Regions from separate parts of the Homo sapiens genome. Here region 1 is linked to region 2. Evidence: chromatin contacts called from ENCODE Hi-C or POLR2A ChIA-PET data. All regions are on one chromosome and are shown on one strand. The core of a region is the stretch at or near the end of the contact, and the rest is flanking DNA. Distances in the headings are between cores, read along the strand shown.

Region 1 (2,700 bases), core at 184-2,683, 85 kb before region 2:
GGCAGGAGAATCACTTGAACTGGGAGGCGGAGGTTGCAGTGAGCTGCGATCGTGCCACTGCACTCCAGCCTGGGTGACAGAGCAAAACTCCATCTCAAAAAAAAAAAAAAAAAAGAAAAAAGAAAAAAAAAATCTGTAGGTCATTCATAAGCCAAAAGTACTTAAAAATTTTTTTGATAATGACACATGCAGAGGCTATAAAACTAGATATAGGCTATCTAAACACCACAGAATTAACTTCTTAGCCTTGATGTATGCATGCGGGGGACTTTTCCTCTACCATCTTAGGTTCACTAACTGGGGCCTGTGAAATAAACAGACAACAGATTAACGAGAAAAGATTTAGTTCGAATGCATACAAAGGCTTCAGAGAAAAAAAGTAAAAACCCAAAGAGGTGGTTAAACTTGGGAGCTTAGATACCATTTTAACAAAAGAAACTAAAATGCAGACAAAGGAAAAAGGATTTGGACTTCTAGGGGTGGTAATCTGTGGGAAGGTAAACATATGGGTAAAACTAATGAAAGATAAGGGTTATTTTAGCAAGGCTTATTTATGCAGAATTAAGCTGGTACCATCTCCAGTGATAAAGAGTTTTCTCTGGTGATTCAGAATTTTCTCCTCTTCCTGGTATGGGAAAGGGAAGGGGTGACACCTTCACAAAAGGAAATGTATGTCCTGCTTTTAGGCATATAGGGGGAGGGTAAAGGGCTCTTTTTGCATCTGCTGTTTCTCAGTTGCCTTCAACTCAAAATAATTCTTAAGCCAAAGTGGTATATTTGGGGGTGGTATATTCTGATCCCCTTCATGCTCATATAGAGAAGTGAAAAAGAGAGAGGAGCCATGACAACCAGCTATGATCTGAAAGAGAAGAGCATCCAGCATAATTCACTGGGATTCCATGCAGAAAGTCAGTTCATTCTGCAATCCATACAACTCAGCTTACTCTGAGACCTGGAAATCTAACCCATCACAGTATATAAGAAGTGTATGTACAGATTTTATAAGAAAAATGTTAACTGAAATGAAGATACATTCCTACAAGACCTCTGCATCATTATTTCATAAATGGGTCAAAAACACCAAAATAATTCCAGGTCAGAAAAAACCCCTTACTGGGATCTCTAAAAGGCAGTATCTAATTTACCAAGATACCACTTTTCTTTCATATAGTTCACCAAAGCTGAGTTCCAAATGGATAGGAAAAAAATTCTGGAAGCATTTATACAGAAAGGAGAAAATGCTAAAAAAAATTTTGTTTAACTGTCAAATCTCTCAAATCAGATTAAATGAACTAACTAGCACAATATTAGAAGTAACCGGCCGGGTGTGGTGGCTCACGCCTGTAATCCCAGGACTTTGGGAGGCCGAGGTGGGCAGATCACGAGGTCAAGAGATCGAGACCATCCTGGCTAACATGGTGAAACCCCGTCTCTACTAAAAATACAAAAACAAAAAATTAGCCGGGACTGGTGGCAGGCGCCTGTGGTCCCAGCTACTCGGGAGGCTGAGGTGAGAGAATGGTGTGAACCCGGGAGGCGGAGCTTGCAGTGAGCTGAGATCGCGTCACTGCACTCCAGCCTGGGTGACAGAGCGAGACTCCATCTCAAAAAAAAAAAAAGGAAGTAACCACAAAAGGAAAGAAAACTAGACTGTCTCTGCTATAGGGTTATAACTGTGTGTGGCCTGAGAAGCTAAATGTTTTGGTCACTATAAGCCAAGAAAAGCTAGTTTGAAAGTGAAACACAAGAGGTAACCTGAAGGATGTCAACGATTAGGACCACACAAAAGGAAGAGCTTGAAAGAGACTAACAAAACCAAGCTCAACAATAAACAGACCCTTGTATGTTTTTTTCTATACACCAAGCACTACGCCAAGGCTTTACCTATATTAACCCATATAAACTACTGCACGTAACTTATGGCCTTGCTTCCTAACCAAATTTATCCTGGCTTTTTTTAGGTTCACTGCTTTTACAGAGTTCCTGGTAAGCTCCCAAATTCTGAACTGAAAGTAAACTACATACTATATAAACTATTTAATACATACTCCACGAATCCCAAATATACCAATGTCGCTGATTTTCAACCTCTTCACTATTTTAAGAGTTTATTGTTCCTTGATGGTTTACCTCATCACACCATAACAGTTATTTTAAGAGTTGAAGCTACTAAAATCAACGATGACATGACTAGGCATCATTAAAATAGGAATAAAAATCATTGATCTGTTTGCAATCTAATATGCTATTTCAATCAATTTTCATACATTAACAGTATAACCAGTATTCTTAGTATAAAATTAAACAGAAACACTGTATGAAAAACAGTTACCTGAATTTGAATCTGGAAAAGACAAATAGCAAATATTGGTTTTCTGAAAAAGAAAACAAAAGTGATGTATGCTGACACATACATAATCAATAAAAACAAACAGAAATATAACAGTAAACTATACAGAGCAGTATTTTTACTTACTTCTCTGTCAGTAAGTTTGGAATGCTGAGGATAAATTACCTGGAAGAAAAGAGTTAAATTTTGTTAAACATATTATAAACATTAGTTATAAACATATTATAGGCCAGGCACGGTGGCTCACGCTGGTAATCCCAGCACTTTGGGAGCCCAAGGCAGGCGGATCACTTGAGGTCAGGTGTTTAAGACCAACCTGGCCAACATGCCGAAACCCCGTCTCTACTAAA
Region 2 (2,700 bases), core at 93-2,592:
TACTTTTTCTTTCTTTCTTTCTTTTTTTTTTTTTTTTTGGAGAGACAGTTTCACTCTTGTTGCCCAGGCTGGACTGCAATGGCGCGATCTTGGCTCACCGCAACCTCCGCCTCCCGGGTTCAAGTGATTCTCCTGCCTCAGCCTCCCAAGTAGCTGGGATTACAGGCATGCGCCACCACGCCCGGCTAATTATGTATTTTTAGTAGAGACGGGGTTTCTCCATGTTGGTCAGGCTGGTCTCAAACTCCCGACCTCAGGTGATCCGCCTGCCTCGGCCCCCCCAAAGTGCTGGGATTACAGGCGTGAGCCACCGCGCCCGGCCTAATTGCTACTCTTTATTGAACAACATGGATTAACATTTTGAAGTCTCACCACATCAAGTGAATTAACTATTATTAACATGTCATCCATGAGAAAAAAGAGGCTTGAAAAAGTTTAGAAACTTGCTTAAGGTCACACAGTGGTGGAGCCTGTTATTGCAGGAATCTGAAGAATGAAGTCACCTTTGATTCTAAATGAGTAAGTCTCCTTCTCACTATTTTTTCTTAAAGTTTTCATTTAGCCCTTGCAAAGTCTTCCTTCTTTAGACCAATGACTCCTCATCTTGATATTGTAAGTGGGGGAAATACCCTCTTTTTTCACTTTGGAAATTATTCAATCTCTCTTTGGAAGAAACATGATTTTAAACTTTCTGGACGCTCCTTCTGTGGAAGAATCCGCGCAGGAGCCCTGGGGGCACATAATAGGTTCAGTGAGAAAGACTGTCATTCGAAATGGAATGCGGGAACTAAGATTTTTTTTTTCCGGGAAGAAAACATAACGAATTTAGCAGAGGGGAGAATGGTCCTTCTGTTAGGTGCACAAATCCTAAGACTTCAGGGAGTTTGGCGGCTCACACTTAAGGTAGCTGCGGGTGACTGTGTTGCCCACAGCTAAGATGGCTGCTAATGACCATCTCCTTTGGCTGGGTCTGTTCTTTTGCTCGCTAGTATTTTCATCGAGAATTAAACAGAATAAAATTTAGTAAAAGTTGGCACCCCCTTGCTAAGTAGATAAAATAAGAAGGTGGCACTGTTTGTTTGAAAAACCTTCTACGGCGCAAATTGTTCTTGCCCTTAACCAAAATGGTCGTTAAGGTTGTCCCGAGGTTTGAAGCTTCCAGCCCTTAACTAAGATGGCGCCTGGAGGCCCGTTAAAAATTACCTTGCCCTTTTTTCTGCCCTCTACCAACACGGCTTCCGTGGCGTCGTTCACGTGACATTCCTGGACTACGGCGCGGGAGAGGGGGTAGGAGGGCCCTTGAAGGGTGCGCGTTCCCGTGGCGGTGCACCGGGTAGGTTTCAGTCAGAGTCACTATGGCGGCCGGCGCTGGCAAGGTAAGCTGAGGCGGTGGTGGCGGCTAGGGAGGTAGGACCCGTCGTGGCGTCCTGGCTCCAAATCCTCGTAGCCTGCTTGCGGAGAGGTCGGCGGAGGTCGTGCCTAGCGGTGTGGGCTGGCGGGGGTCTGGCTGGAGGGGGCGACGGCTGAGGCGGGCGGGCTGAGGCGCCTGACGGCCGTTTGTTTTGATGTTTTCCCCACCAGGTCGGAAAGTTTCCTGCCTCGTCGGGCGCAGCTTGAGCTTGCCCCATCGGCCGCGATCGGTGGAGGCTGCGGCGGATCCAGCCCGGGGCCTCAAGGCCTCTCCCCAACCTCCGGGCCAGTCTCCCTCCCCCACCTTCTCGTCCGCCGGGAGCTGCGGCTGCCGTCCCTGAGATGCGACCCTCGCGGGGGCGACCCTGAGGGGAGGCGGCCCATGTGCTGAGCGGCGGCCCAGAAGCCTAGGCGTCCGGGGACCAACTTCCTGCCGCCTGGGAACTCGAGCCTCCCGGTGTCGCGCCTCGCTCGGTCCGCACCGGCCTGCGGAGCCGGGTCCCCGCCCTGGTCGCGGGGACGCTCGCCAGGTGCCCAGGAGTCCCGACTTGGCCACTGCCCGCGCCCCGCCGGCCTCCACGCCTCGCGCGGAGAACCTCAGCCACCGCCGTCTCGGATCGTGCCAGGCCGGGGACCGCGTCCCCCTTCCCGGGGCGGCCTCCGCTCAGCAGGGGCGATGCAGACTGTCCCGCCGGCCGTCTAGAGCCCCTCCGTCTCCGTCACCTCTCGCCCCTTCACTCCGGGCGAGGACTGGCGGTGGCTGCCCAGAGGTGCCCAGCCACACCTTCCTTCGGCCCAAAAGGACTTTCCTGGCCGCGCCGAACCGACCCTTCATTCATGCTGCAGTGCTGCAACGTTTCCGCCACCAAGGGGGAAAAGCGGCCGCGATCTCAAACCAAACACAAGAATTGGCGTGTGACTCATCTGCTTGGATACCTCCAGTCCCCAAACTGTGTTCCAGGAGTTTTCTTGGCCGAAGCTGCCCGATGTTTGAGCCTTTTCTTCCCAGAGAAGAAGATGGACTGAAAGCTGCCAGTTGGGGACTTTTTGTGATCACGGCGTTGCAGCGTTTTAAAGGAGGTGATGGGGCTTGCGCTGGCTTGTCTTCCCACCCAAGTGAAGAGTTGATGTTCACTGGTTATGCTTAGACAATGTGCAGTTTGTGTTAATTTAAAATTTTGGGTGGGATAGGGGCATAGGCTTGTGAAGGGCAGTCCGGATCCGGAGGAACTCCTCTTTGTCCCTGGTAGGAGAGACACCCCCAGTCTATCCTCGATGCCGTCAGCCTTG

The links. Hi-C counts contacts between places; a loop is a spot of excess contacts on that map. ChIA-PET counts read pairs that join two places held with the same protein, here RNA polymerase II (POLR2A). Pooled maps may share reads with other maps.
Region 1: a map of B cell shows a loop between it and region 2 (11-fold over the local background). The contact joins the enhancer-like site here to the promoter of SLMAP in region 2. A Hi-C loop is called at or near these places in 7 of 168 maps with a recorded cell type or tissue (B cell, CD14-positive monocyte, CD8-positive, alpha-beta T cell and 4 more), 21 of 37 single-sample maps with no recorded cell type and 11 of 50 pooled maps. POLR2A ChIA-PET finds 5 or more read pairs at or near these places in 16 of 52 experiments (AG04449, B cell, BJ and 12 more).

The regions. Positions count from the first base shown.
Region 1 is chr3:57,669,924-57,672,623 of GRCh38, forward strand. DENND6A (DENN domain containing 6A) reads right to left here. Exons shown (of 20, transcript NM_152678.3): 2 at 2,477-2,515; 3 at 2,333-2,375. Among named protein-coding and RNA genes, the nearest start is that of DENND6A, 22 kb to the right of the region's middle. Within about 2 kb of position 1,434, at least 7 of the 41 ENCODE cell types and tissues checked have a DNase peak (open chromatin) inside an H3K27ac peak, as active enhancers do; they include B cell, CD14-positive monocyte, CD8-positive, alpha-beta T cell and 2 more, where a contact is called at or near this core.
Region 2 is chr3:57,754,967-57,757,666 of GRCh38, forward strand. SLMAP (sarcolemma associated protein) reads left to right here and starts at 1,343. Exons shown (of 25, transcript NM_001377540.1): 1 at 1,343-1,376; 2 at 1,582-2,700. The coding sequence starts at 2,686. RefSeq lists enhancers at 449-1,351, 941-1,220, 1,251-1,430, 1,352-2,253 and a silencer at 1,801-2,080.